Regions from separate parts of the Homo sapiens genome. Here all the other regions are linked to region 2. Evidence: chromatin contacts called from ENCODE Hi-C or POLR2A ChIA-PET data. All regions are on one chromosome and are shown on one strand. The core of a region is the stretch at or near the end of the contact, and the rest is flanking DNA. Distances in the headings are between cores, read along the strand shown. Region 1 holds the start of LINC01233 (long intergenic non-protein coding RNA 1233). Region 2 holds the start of ZNF100 (zinc finger protein 100). Region 3 holds the start of ZNF431 (zinc finger protein 431).

Region 1 (4,246 bases), core at 673-3,172, 770 kb after region 2:
CATATCAACAGTTGCTAGCTAAATGAACAGGGGCCTGTGTGCTTGGAACAATTAGACTGTCTTTCTTCCTACTCCCACTGCAACAGAGAGAAACTTTAGGGTATCTTATCTATAATAAAGTTGAAAAAATACAGATATAAGAAGAAATATAAAAATTAAAAATTAAAAAGGCACAAATTGGCACCCTAAAAAAAAAATTCAATACTATAGGCCAGCTACCTGGACACAAAATAAGTCATAGGCATACCGCAGTCCTATTTACATGCTTAACCACATCATAAGGTTGCAGGCAGTACTTAAAATCATCACTAATAAGACAGCAAATGCATTAAGTTTACTAACCCAGCAAACCACAAAAATAAAAAACGCCATCAGAACAGATTAACTTTAGTCTGCCCCCTAGCCCACGAAGGAGGAGTATGTAAAAAATTCAATCTAACTAATTGTTGCCTGAAAATCAAAAATAATAAAAAAGCAATTATAAAAATAACTACAAAAATAAAAAAATTAGCCCACGTTCCAGTTCAAACTTGGAAAGAGTAGTCTCCAGATTCTCTCTTTGGAGGCTAGTTTTCATTTTTTGGAGGGTTCAAAACTTTAATAGGAGTGGTTTTAGCCACACTAAAAAGTTTCCTAATACTCCCTTGTCTGTTACCTCTCATTGTTAGAAGTATTCAATCAACTATAGAGGCAATAGTAGCTAGAAAAATCAACACTCAGCTAATAGCTCTGCGTAAATATCAACCTTTGTGTTAAAAAAAAACAAAACTTGTCTCTTCAGGCAAAACTAAGTAATAGTAATGCTTTCTATTAAACTTCTTTCATAAAAATCATCAAACGGGGGAAACTGAGGCAAAAATTTAAAAATAATAATAAGTACTACATGTATTCACTCCAAGAAAAGTAAAAGCTAAGGCCCAGAATGTGGCAAGGCAGGGGTTTAAAAAAAACAAAGAAAAGAACAAGTTTTCCTCCACCTAGCAAGCTCATTTCAAGGACAGTTATAAAATAACGCTGTCCAAATAGCCAAGGCCAAAGGAATGGGCTCCAAACACCCCATCCCTTCCAGAGCAAGGTTAAAAAAACAAAAACAAACAAACAAACAAAAAAACACACACACAAAAAACCAGATTCTTTACTGTTACTCTTTTCCCATGCGTCCTCACGGCAGAAGGCAGCCTTTCTGTTACATCTAGGAATTGAACAGAAAGAGGACAGCCCAAGCCTCATTTCAGAGAGGTCTGGTATACTCTTAGAAATCTATGAGACGGTCATCCCTAAATCCATTAATGTTTTTTCTCTCTGAAGAGAATCAAGGGAAACTGATGCTTCAGAAAGATGCCCCATATTACCCTGTGACACTCAAAGTCCCCCAGATTGAGACATGAGGAAGATTCAAGCTGTCAAGTTCAGTTTCCCAAGATCTCTTTCATGGTAAATAAGCAAATCTCACTCCAGGCAGGGTCTGGGCTGTTAAGGGGAGGGGCTGACTGACAAGACTTTGATGGGGGGAGCCCAGTGGCACTTGGGGGCCCAGCCCAGTAAGCCTCGGGAGTGGCATGAGCTCTGGCCGCAGTCCTGCCATCAGAGGGATTCTGGGGCTGGGTGGGGGAGGCCATCACCTGGCGATAGTACCTTTTTCTTTGCAGCCGCCAATTTGCTCTGTAGGGTTTCTTCAGACATTGCAGGGCAGGAAGGAATGTGGGGTTGGGGCCACGTCAGCTAGATTGCGGCTTACCACTGGGGAACAATTCCTGTCGGCCACCGCGCAACTGTGCGACTGACCAGAGGAGGCGTAACCAGGGCCTACTACAGCGCAGAATAGGGGGCGTGGCCGCCATCCTCCAAGTCCATTGGTCGATGAGAAAGATGACAGAGAAAGGAGGCGAGGCCAGGCAGCAGCGCGTCCAGGTGGGTGTGAGGCGTCACAAGGAAAGCTGAGCAGGCAATTGCTGCCCCGCCCACTCTGGGAAGAGGGGCGGGGCCGCCCGCTCCAGAGGGACGGAAGCGGCGGGGCCGCCGGATCCAGGGACAATGGGGTGGGGCGGGCTTTCCCTGGGTGGGCGCAGCGGCTTCCTGGGTCCCCCTCACGCTCTGGGTCAGAGTTCCTTTACAGGCGGACCTGAGAGGCAACTCACCGACTCCTGCCCTGGACCCTCCTGCGCCACTGAACCCCCTGACCTGGGAGCCTCGGAACCTAGGGCTCAGGAGGTGGGTGAGGAACGGACTCCACAGTTTCTTTCCTGACTCCTCACAGCCCTGCCCCAGACCTTCCCTTCCCAGAAATCACCTCCAAGGACCCCTAATCAATGTTCCAGACGCCTACCTCTCGGAACGCCCCATTCCTAGAGGGTCCCTACCCTGATTCCGGGAGCACATTTGCCCCCCTTTCCAGCTGGATCCAGTCCCGGGCTCTCCTGCTTCCCAGCTCCTCCTCCCGCACCCAACAGCACCCCTTTCCTCTCAGAGCGGCCGTGGGTCCCATCAGGCTTTCCCCTCGGATCCTCTGCAGATGAACCAGGACTTATCCGAAGGTACCAAGTGAACTTCTAGGAAAAGTCCAATTCTCAGATGCTGGATGTCTTCCAAAAATGAAGCAAATTAGTAACTTAGTAGCTGAGTCAACTAATCCTGTTAGATGGTCAACACTGGTTTTTTTATTTTAATATTTTTAAGTGGCAACTCTAGTGTGTGAGAAAATTAATGTGACAGCTGAATTTGTAGAAAGCTGCTTTGACTCTCTTGGGCCCCTTCATAAGCCCTGGAACTAAATAAAAGTCTAGTGAATACAGGTAAGCTCCCTTCTTTTTCTCCATATTTACCCCTCACTTCAACTATAATTTCACAGGTCCCTTTTTCCACATTCAAGGTGGTTGATAATAAAGTGGGAATGTACAGGATTCTCTTTAATCCTGAATTAGCAATCCAAAAATTAGAATTTGTTGCATTCTTAGAACTACGGTCAGGGTTCCTGAGCAGGTACTCAAGCAGACACAAAGACAAAACTTCCATTTTATTTCAGAAGAACCTCCATAATCCCATGCATTAATTCCCATCATAAATCATCTCATCTCATCCATCTATCTTTCATCTATCTATCATCTATCTGTCATCTGTTATCTATCATATAACGATAATTCATCTATCATCTATCATTCATCTGTCTATAATCCATCTATTTATCATCTATGTATCATATATCGATCATTCATCTATCATCTATCATGTATTGATCATTCATCTATCTGTCATCTATCATTCATCTATCATCTATCATTCATCTATCACCTATCATCTATCATATATCGATAATTCATCTATCATCTATCATATTCATCTATCATCTATTATTCATCTGTCGATCATCTATCATTCATCTATTTATCATCTATCATATATTGATAATCTATCATCTATCGTGTATCAATCATCTATTATCTATCATCTATCTGTCATCTATCATATATTGATCATCTATCTATCACCTATCTATCTATATATCATCTATCTATTTATTATCTCTCTCTCTCTCTCCTCTATTAGTACTGTTTCTTTGGAGAACCCCTAGTACATATACTCTTTTTCCTGGCTCTTTGAGTATAAGGTGATTTGCTAGGGTTAAGAATGTAGCCTCCTGGTAGGCTGCAGCGAGTTGAGATCGCACCACTGCACTCCAGCATGGGTGAAAGAGCGAGACTTCATCAAAAAAACAACAAAAAAAGAATGTAGCCTCCTGTAACCACTAGCTCATTCCTTATTTAAATGGATCCCCCCCACCCTCCCAGAGCGCCACACTTTTTGTCCATTGATCATTTGTCTTGATATACTTGACAAATGTCATTGTCATGCATGAAACACCTCCGTAGCCAATAGTATGTGTATTAAAAATAACGCTTCTTCCTCTTCCACTCAAAAGAGAATTCTAATATAATGGTTATATATAAGGAAAATTTTAAATCTGAGTTTACTTTTTAAATTATATTAAAACATTCACAAAGTGCAACACTTTATTTTTTATAACAGATTATTTGCAAGTTACCCTTACCACAAAATAGGACAGTCCATTGTGTCCTATCTAATGCAAAGATTAAAATAAAAGAAATATACTTCAGCAAAAAGAACTATAGTCAATGAATGCTGTTTGTCAGGAAGATATAAGTTCATATAAGGAAGTTTGTTTCTGATTATTTTACTCTAGGGTGTAAAAACTCCTCAACAAAAATCAGTTTGTACTGGAATACAGTCT
Region 2 (4,683 bases), core at 1,803-4,302:
CTACTCAGGAGGCTGAGGCAGGAGAATCACTTGAACCCGGGAGGCGGAGGTTGCAGTGAGCCAAGATGGTGCCATTGCCCTCCAGCCTGGGTGACAGAACCAGACTCCGTGTGGGGAAAAAAAAAAAAAAGCAAAAGTATCTATTTCTTTCAGACAATAAACGTATTACTTTATTAATTCCATTTAAAATTATTTTGTAAACAATGAGTCATATGGGAGCACTTCTAAACAGTACCGAGTTTCATCTCATAAAATTTAGCATAAAACTCAAAAATCAATGTAACAGGATCTGAACACAGATATTCACTGTCACAAATTTACCCTGAAAAAAAAGAAACTGATGTTTTAATGAATCTATGTAACTCACCAATTATCCACCACATTTTCTTGTGGAAATGTATTCATTTTCCAAAACTAAAATTGAGAGATTTTGCCTGGGAGCATTCTAAAAGCTAAGCCTTGAAATTCTGTTTGAAATCACTCAGCCATAAAAAAAACACACCTGAGAAAATTCCTAACTCACTCTGGGAAAAACAGTAAATGAGAATTTTTAACAAATTTTTGACAAATGAAATACATGATCAGACATTTTTTTCTGAAACCCACCTCTTTCATGACCTTTGTAAATATTTTTCTACCTTTCAAGCCCTACTAATATAATGCAATTTACAGCTAAAAAACTGAGGTCAAAATAAGTGACAAATATCTTCAAGGTGACAAACCCAGGTAGTGGCAGTGCTGATTAAATAACAGATGTGTCTGACTCATGTTTCAAGTCAGGTCATTCAATCACTGGAGAGATTCTTCCACCCACTCCTGCTCACTTATGTGCTCAAGAACCACCCACTCAGAAGACACTGCATTATGCCCCAGTGACTGCCCCAGGTGCATTTTACTTTGCAAGCTCTTACACCATCTCACTGGGGTCAGTTCTGTTGTTGTTTGTCTTTTGGAATACTTTTTGGTAACAAAATTTTCACTTTTTTTTCCAATATTTTTCTTTATATTTATTTCACTATTTTTCTGCCCCCCTTAGATGATCCAGGGAGCAGAAATTATTTTTGTGTTTCCCCTCAATACCAGCATCTGATTGGCTGACCAGCAACGTGTCTCCAAGAAATGAAAGCTGGGTTGGGTGAAGACAATTTTAATGTCTCAAGGGGTTACCTTTTCAAAATAAGACTGCACCAGAAGACTCCTCTCAGCCCCAGGGCATCCACTTGCTCCCTTGAGAGGACACATTCCATACCTCGGGTCATCCTACGGGAGAAAATAAACCAGAAGCTGACATTCACTAGGCACTTTAGCTGACAGAACCATGGCGGATATCTCGGTTTATCCACAGATAGTACTGAAACCCAGGACCAGGAAAAAACTAAAGGGTGGCTGAGGACACATCACCCCATAGATTTTTCCAAATCAAAACCTTGACCCAAAAACATTCTGATAAATCTCTGTGCCTAGAGAAGGTAAAAGGAAAAGAGACACAGAGATTTTCTACAATACAGTGTCAGAGGATTAGTCTTTGTTTCCTTTTCGTGGGAAATATTTACAAGCGGATAACACATCTTCTTAAAAGCGCCATTTAATGCTTTGTCAAAAACAATTAATTAAAATATGGTATAAACAAGTACACTAAAGGACAAATAGGTGATAATGTGAATTAGGAAGGAAAAGTTGACATTTGGGAACGCCAGAAGAAATTGGAAATTTAGTATCTTACTGCAAGCCAGAGTGAGGCTGGAGAAATGGGGGACGGGGGTTAGACTTAACAACCTGCTTGGGACACAGGTGAAAAATGCAGCAGAAAATCAGTTCCCCGTGGAGTGTGAAAATAATTAAGAGACAGGCAATTCCACTGAGGTGTCTCTAGTCCCTGGGTTCCTACTTAAAAAAAAAAAAAATCTAACTCAGGTGCATTTTTTTTTTAATTACTACATTCAGAGAAAATGTAGGCTTAAACAACTATAAACTGTTAATTAACCTCTGATTACACAACCAGGAAATCTTCACCTGTATTGTACAAATCAAGAAACTACGTTACTGTAACCAATTACTAAATTTAGTTTTCTTCATCATACATTTTATAAATGACTTTCCTTCAAGCCTCTCCCATAGACAACAAACTACAAACCATAGCTGGATACTCTATGATTCTTGAATCACTGTTTGATTAAATTCTTTAGGCCAGGCGCGGTGGCTCACGCCTGTAATCCCAGCACTTTAGGAGGCCAAGGCGGGCGGATCACGAGGTCAGGAGTTCAAGACCAGCCTGGCCAACGAGGTGAAACCCCGTCCCAACTAAAAATACAAAAAAATAAGGCCGGCCCAGTGACAGGCGCCTGTAATCCCAGTTACTCGGGAGGCTGAGCCAGGAGAATCTCCAGAACCCGGGAGGCGGAGGTTGCAGTGAGGGGAGATCGCGCCACTAAACCCTAGCCTGGGCGACAGAGCGACTCCGTCTCAAACAAACAAAAAAATCGTTAATATTTGTGCAGTGACTCCCATACATTTTTAATAGGAGAAAAGAGGAACTGGGAAAGCCACGGACCAAAGATCTTCCCATTCATGAACCCGCACCCCGAGTCAGGATTTTCCCCTGACGACCCTCCCGTGGTCCCTGCACAATCTGAGAGAGACGCGGCGCTGCGGGTGCAGAGCTGCCAAGAGAGGGCTCCAGGCCAAGGCACAGTCACTACGCAGGGAAGAGAAAGGACGCCTGGGGTCCTGGCTGTCAGCGCAGCCGCCATCTTATGGCCGAAGGGGACGGAGGCCGAGCTGGGCAAGGCGCAGATTGTGAAGCTGACTGCGGAGAGGCCTGAGTCCCGCCACAGCTACTTCCCACCAGTTCCAACCAGCCCTTTCGCCGTCTCTCGGGATGTCGGACCGGGCACTCTCACCATTTCTAGGCTTCTAGGGGGTCCTGGCGTCTTAGCTGTGGATCTCCCAATATCTGCAGGTCAGAGGGCCACACAGGCTAGGCCCCTAGGAGCAGAAGACACAGAGAAGTGAGAGCAAAACCTGGAGCTCCGGCTACAGCGAGAGACAAAGACCCCGCCAAACCCGGAAGCCGTCCAGTCCGCTCCAGCTGCATGCCTGATTGGACGGTTTCCAGCCCAGCGTCCCTGGTTGGATAATGCTTAAATCCCCGCCCTGTCAGGCTTTGAGTGACAGAAGATGTGATCAGATGCGGGTTCAATGAAGAAAGAGTGACAGCCTAGACTGCCCCCTCTTCTGACAGGGCTTCCTCCCTCAGCTGAGCTAGGCCCATCCCAGAGAGTATTTGCCTTTAAATTTGTGTATAAGGTCATATGTATAAATAAATAATACATTATATAGCTATACACAAGTGAAAAGAATATAACAATTATTTTAAAATTTCAGCTTTTATGACCTTCCTGGCTTCTGGCCCTTTGAGCAGGCAGCCTGAGATTTTAGAAAAGAGAAAATCATCTAAAATGAATGTCAGCCACATGTGGATTTGAAATTTTCTAGTAGCCAAACTTTAAAAAGAAACAAGTTGAACTGATTGTTAACAATGTAATTCACCCATTATATTCAAAATATTATCATTTTAATGTGTGAGAAATATGTAATTATTGATAAAATATATAAATATTTGGAACTAAATCTTTGAAGCTGACTTTGTATTTTACCTTTCTAGCATATCGCATTTCAGACCAGGCACATTGTGGGAACCCAGTAGCCACACATGGACAATAGCTGTCACATTGAAGTGCAGCTCTGATGTCAGCGGTGTGAAGGGCCTGAACATCTCTTTCCTGCGAGAGTGAAAGAAGAGACTCTCCCTACAAACATCTCTCTTTGGTTCCTAGGGTGGACCAGATAGTTCCCATAGAAAGAGCTGAGGGCAGTAGGAATAAAATAGCCACAGGTAATAAACAACTGCTGGCCACCTGTTGCCCACCTTTCTTTTAGAGACCAGATAGTGAACAAAGGATGATGGGGCCACAGGAGAAAAAACAACTATGTCTTCAGTTCTGTCCACACACTTGAACTCCAGTATTTAGAGATGGAGAAAATAGATTAAAAACAAACATAGTTTGCTATATGGTCTTGGCCCTAACAATCAGGCTGTGTTTATCTGTTTTCTCCTGTGGTGTGGGGGACTATGTGAGTCTAAGCACCAATCACACGCATACATGTCTACAGGTATTTCTGCATTACCCAAAATTCTCTTACAAAACATCGAACTTTAAATCAGGGGAAGAAATCAGTACCTAGAGGGTGTCCACTGTTAGAAGCCAACTCTTAGTCAACCTGTCACTGAATCCTGGCAACTTATCTGTACTGGGTGCATGTATTAGTTAGCTATTGAGGCATAACAAATCATCCAAAACTTATTAGTTTATAATTGAAATGGTTGGCCATTTAGGCCGAGCTGAGTGGGGCCATTCTTCTGGTCTCAGCTGAGCTCCTTCAGACATGTATCATCACCTGCTTTTTGACTAGACAGCTGTGCATCTGGGGGTGAGCTTCTGCTCCTGGGTCTGTCAACAGGGGCACCTTGCTTCTCCTCTTCATGGTATCTTATTTTCCAGCTGGCTAACATGGGCATTATTCATGGAGATGGCAGCATTCTAAAAGAAAAAGAGAAGCAGTCAATACCATTTGAGCCTGGGCCCCAAACTGGCCCACTGTCATGTTCACAGGTTTCTGTTG
Region 3 (4,290 bases), core at 397-2,896, 630 kb before region 2:
GGCTCAGAGTGGTAGAAACTTGTGAACATGACAGTGGGCTAGTTTGGGGCCCAGGCTCAAATGGTCTTGAATGCTTCTGTTTTTCTTTCAGAATGCTGCCATCTCCCTGAATAAAGCCATGTTAGCCAGCTGGAAAATAAGATACCATGGGAAGGAGAAGCAAGGTGCCCTGTTGACAGCCCCAGAACTAGAAGCTCACCCCCAGAAGCACAGCTGGCTAGTCAACAAGCAGCTGATGATACGTGTCTCAAAGAGCTCAGCTGAGACTAGAAGAACGGCCCCACTCAGTCTAGCCTAAATGGCTGACCATCTCAATTATGAACTAATAAGTTTTGGACGATTTGTTATGCTACAATAGCTAACTAATACATGCACCCCGTGCAGATAGGACACCAGGATTCTATGACAGGTTGATTACTAGTTACCTTCTAACAGTGGGCACCCTATAGGTACTGATTTTTTCCCCTGATTTAAAGTTGGGTGACTTGTAAGAGAATGTTGAGTAATGCAGAAATACACGTAGACATGTATGCATGTGATTGGTGCTTATACCCACACAGTCCCACACACCACAGGAGAAAACAGATAACTACGGCCTGACCATTAGGGCCAAGGCCAATAGCAAAATAAGTTTTGCCTTTAATCTGTTTTCTCCATATCTAAACATTTGAGGTCAAGAGTGTGGACAGATCTGAAGACACAGAGTTTTATTATCCTGTGGCCCCAACATTCTTTCTTCACTGTCTGATCTCTGGAAGAAAATGGGCAACAGGTGGCTATCAGTGGTCTCCTTGTGGTTATTTTGTTCTTGCTGCCCTCTGCTCTTTCTATGGCCACTATCTGTTCCACCCTCAGAACTGAAGGGAGATGTTGGTAGGGAGAGGCTTTTCCTTCACCTCTGGCAGAAAAGGTTTGCTGGGGCCCTTCACCTCCCGACATCAGAGCTGCACTTCAATGTGGAAGCTTTGGTCATGTGTGGCTCCTGAGTGCCTGGAATGTTCCTGGTCTGAACTGCGATGTGCTAGAAAGGTAAAATACAGAGTTAGTTTCAAAGATTTAGTTTCAAATATTTATATACTTTATTAATAATCACATATTTCTCACACATTAAAATGAAAATTTTTTGATATATTGGGTTAATTAAATTGTTACAATCAATTCAACCTGTTACTTTTTTTTTTTAAGTTTGGTTACTAGAAAATTTAAAATTTACATATGGCTCACATTTTATTTCAGAAAATTACCTCCGTTCTAAAATTTCAGACGGCCTGCTGAAAGACCAGAAGCCGGGAAGGTCATAAAATCCGAAATTTTAAAATAATTGTTATTATATTCTTTTCATTTGTGAATAGGCATACAGTATGTTATTTATAAATGCATGTGACTTTACACACAAGGTTAAATACAAATTCCCTCTGGGGTGGGCCTGGCTAAGCTCTGGGAGGAAGCCCTGCCTGAAAAGACGGCAGCCTAAGCTGTCACTCTTTCTTCACTCAGCCCAGCATCTGTTCGCATCTTCTGTCACTCAGGGCCTGAGAAGGTGGGGTTTTAAACGTTATCCAATCAGCGACGCTAGGCTGGGAACCGTCCAATCAGGCACGCAGCTGGAGCGGACAGGACGGCTTCCGGGATGTGGCGGGGCCTTTGTCTCTCGCCGCAGCCTGAGCTCCAGGTCTCCCCTTCGCTGCTCTGTGTCCTCTGCTCCTAGAGGCCCAACATCTGTGGCCCTGTGACCTGCAGGTATTGGGAGACCCACAGCTAAGACACCGGGACCCCCTGAAAGCCTAGAAATGGTGAGAGTGCCGGGTCGGACATCCCGAGAGAGGGGAAGGGCTGGTTGTAACCGGTGGGAAGTGGCTGTGGCGGGACTCAGGCCTCCCCGCAGTCAGCTCCACAGTCTGCGCCCCGAGTTCTCCTTGCCCAGCTCGGCCTCAGTCCCCTCCAGCCATAAGATGGCGGCTGTGCTGACAGTCGGGACCCCAGGCGTCCTGTCTCTTCACTGCACAGTGACTGTGCCCTGGCCTGGAGCCCTCTCTGGGCAGCTCTGCACCCGCAGCACCGCGTCTTTCCCAGATTGTGCAGGGACCACGGGAGGGTCTTCAGGGGACAGTTCTGACTCGGGGTGCGGGTTCATGAATGGGAAGAGCTTTGTTCCGTGGAGTTCCCAGTTCCTCTTGTCTTCTGTTAAAAATATATGGGAGTCACTATAAAAACATTAAATAATTTAATCAAAGAGTGATTCAAAAATTGTGGAGCACCCAGCTGTGGTTTGTAATTTGTGCTTCATGGGCGGGACTTGAAGAAAAGACTTTTATAAAAAGCATGATGAAGAAAACCAAATTCAGTAATTGGTTAGGTAGAGTTACATAGTTTCTTAATTTGTACAATAAAGGTGAAAATTTCCTGATTATGTAATCAGAGGTTAATTGGCAGTTTATAGTTGGTTAGGGCTGAGTTTTGTTTCTCTCAATGTAGTAATTTACTGAAAAATGTACGTCAGTTAGATTTTTTTAAAGTAGGAACCCAGGGACTAAAGACACCTCCGTCTAATTGCCTGCCTTTTAATTATTTTCACAGTCCATGGGGAGCTGATTTTCCGCTGCATTTTTCACCTGTGTCCCAAGCAGGGTCTTAAGTCTAACCCCCATTCCTCATTTCTCCAGCCTCCCTCTGGCTTGCAGTAAGATACTAAATTTCCAGTTCCTTCTGGTGTTTCCAAATGCCAGCTTTTCCTCCCTAATTCACGTTATCGCCTATTTGTCTTTTAGTGTACTTTTCTATACCGTATTTTAATTATTTTTTGACAAAGCATTAAATGACGCTTTTCAAAAAGTTTTTTAAAAGATTTTTTAAAAAAAATATCTGTAAATATTTCCCATGAGAAGAAAGCAAAGAATAATCCCCTGATACTGTATTGTTAAAACTCTCTGTGCCTTTTCTCCTTGTATCTTCTCTAGGCACAGAGATCTTGTCAGAATGTTTTTCGGTCAAGGTTTTCCTTTGGAAACTTTATGGGGTGATGTGTCCTCAGCCACCTTTTAGTTTTTTTCTGGTCGTGGGTTTCAGTGCTGTCTGGGGATGAACTAAGATATCCACCGTGGTTATGTCAGCTAAAGTGCCTAGTGAATATCAGCTTCTGGTTTATTTTCTTCCATAGGACGACTTGAAATATGGAGTGTATCCTCTCAAGGAAGCAAGTGGATGCCCTGGGGCTGAGAGGAATCTTCTAGTTTACTCTTATTTTGAAAAGGTAACCTCTTGAGACATTAAAATTGTCTACGCCCAACCCAGCTTTCATTTCTTGGGGACACATTGCTGGTCAGCCAGTCCGATGCTGGCACTGATGGGAAAACACAGAAATAATGTATGCCCCCTGGATTGTCTTAGGGGGCAGAAAGATAATGAAATAAATATAGTGGAAGAAAAATAGTGTTAAAAAGTGAAAAATTTGTGACAGATAAAATAGTATCCCAAAAGACCAGAAAAAAACAAAAACAAAAACAAAAAAACCTGACTCTAGTGAGATGGTGTAAGAACTTGCAAAGTAAAATGCACCTGGAGCAGTCACCGAGAAATACTGCAGTGTCTCCTGTATGGGTGGTTCATGAGCACATAAGTGAGCAGGAGTGGGTGGAAGAATCTCCCAAGTGATTGAATGGCCTGACTTGAAACATGAGTCAGACACACATTTGTTTTTTAATCAGCACTGCCACTCCCTGGGTTTGTCACCTTGAAAATATTTGTTTACTTATTTTGACCTCACTTTTTTAGCTGTAAATTGCATTATATTAGTAGGGCTTGAAAGGTAGGAATTTTTTTTTTTTTTTGAAACAAGTTTCACTCTTGCTGCCCAGGCTGCAGAAGGATTGATCTTGGCTCACTACAACCTCTGTCTCCCAGGTTCAAGCAATTCTCCTACCTCAGCCTCCTAAGTAGCTGAGATTACAGGCACACACCACCACACCCAGCTAATTTTTTGTATTTTTTTTTAGTAGAGACAGGGTTTCATCATGTTGGCCAGGCTGGTCTCGAACTCCTGACCTCAGATGATCTGCCTGCCTCAGCCTCCTAAAGTGCTGGGATTGCAGGCATGAGCCACTGTGCCTGGCAGGTAGGAAAATATTTACAAAGGGCATAAAAGAGGTGGGTTTTAGAAAAAAAATTAATATCTAATTATGTATCCCATTTGTTAAAAATTCTCATTTACCTTTTTCTTTCCCAGAGTGAGTTTACAAGTTTCCTCAGGTGTGTTTTTTTTATGGCTGGGTGCATTCAAACAGAATTCCAAGG

The links. Hi-C counts contacts between places; a loop is a spot of excess contacts on that map. ChIA-PET counts read pairs that join two places held with the same protein, here RNA polymerase II (POLR2A). Pooled maps may share reads with other maps.
Region 1: a map of ascending aorta shows a loop between it and region 2 (5-fold over the local background). The contact joins the promoter of LINC01233 here to the promoter of ZNF100 in region 2. A Hi-C loop is called at or near these places in 2 of 168 maps with a recorded cell type or tissue (ascending aorta and sigmoid colon) and 4 of 50 pooled maps.
Region 3: a map of B cell shows a loop between it and region 2 (7-fold over the local background). The contact joins the promoter of ZNF431 here to the promoter of ZNF100 in region 2. A Hi-C loop is called at or near these places in 3 of 168 maps with a recorded cell type or tissue (B cell, endothelial cell of umbilical vein and naive thymus-derived CD4-positive, alpha-beta T cell), 2 of 37 single-sample maps with no recorded cell type and 12 of 50 pooled maps. POLR2A ChIA-PET finds 5 or more read pairs at or near these places in 8 of 52 experiments (CD4-positive, alpha-beta memory T cell, H1, HEK293 and 5 more).

The regions. Positions count from the first base shown.
Region 1 is chr19:22,530,704-22,534,949 of GRCh38, forward strand. LINC01233 (long intergenic non-protein coding RNA 1233) reads left to right here and starts at 1,923. Exons shown (of 2, transcript NR_110664.1): 1 at 1,923-2,211; 2 at 2,513-2,791. LOC105376917 (a long non-coding RNA gene) reads right to left here and starts at 1,782. Exons shown (of 2, transcript NR_160728.1): 1 at 1,636-1,782.
Region 2 is chr19:21,764,527-21,769,209 of GRCh38, forward strand. It overlaps ZNF100 (zinc finger protein 100), which reads right to left and starts at 3,053. Exons shown (of 5, transcript NM_173531.4): 1 at 2,901-3,053; 2 at 1,168-1,260. The coding sequence starts at 2,903. RefSeq lists a silencer at 3,040-3,217.
Region 3 is chr19:21,140,394-21,144,683 of GRCh38, forward strand. It overlaps ZNF431 (zinc finger protein 431), which reads left to right and starts at 1,647. Exons shown (of 5, transcript NM_133473.4): 1 at 1,647-1,793; 2 at 3,158-3,250. The coding sequence starts at 1,791. RefSeq lists enhancers at 1,673-2,152, 2,934-4,133.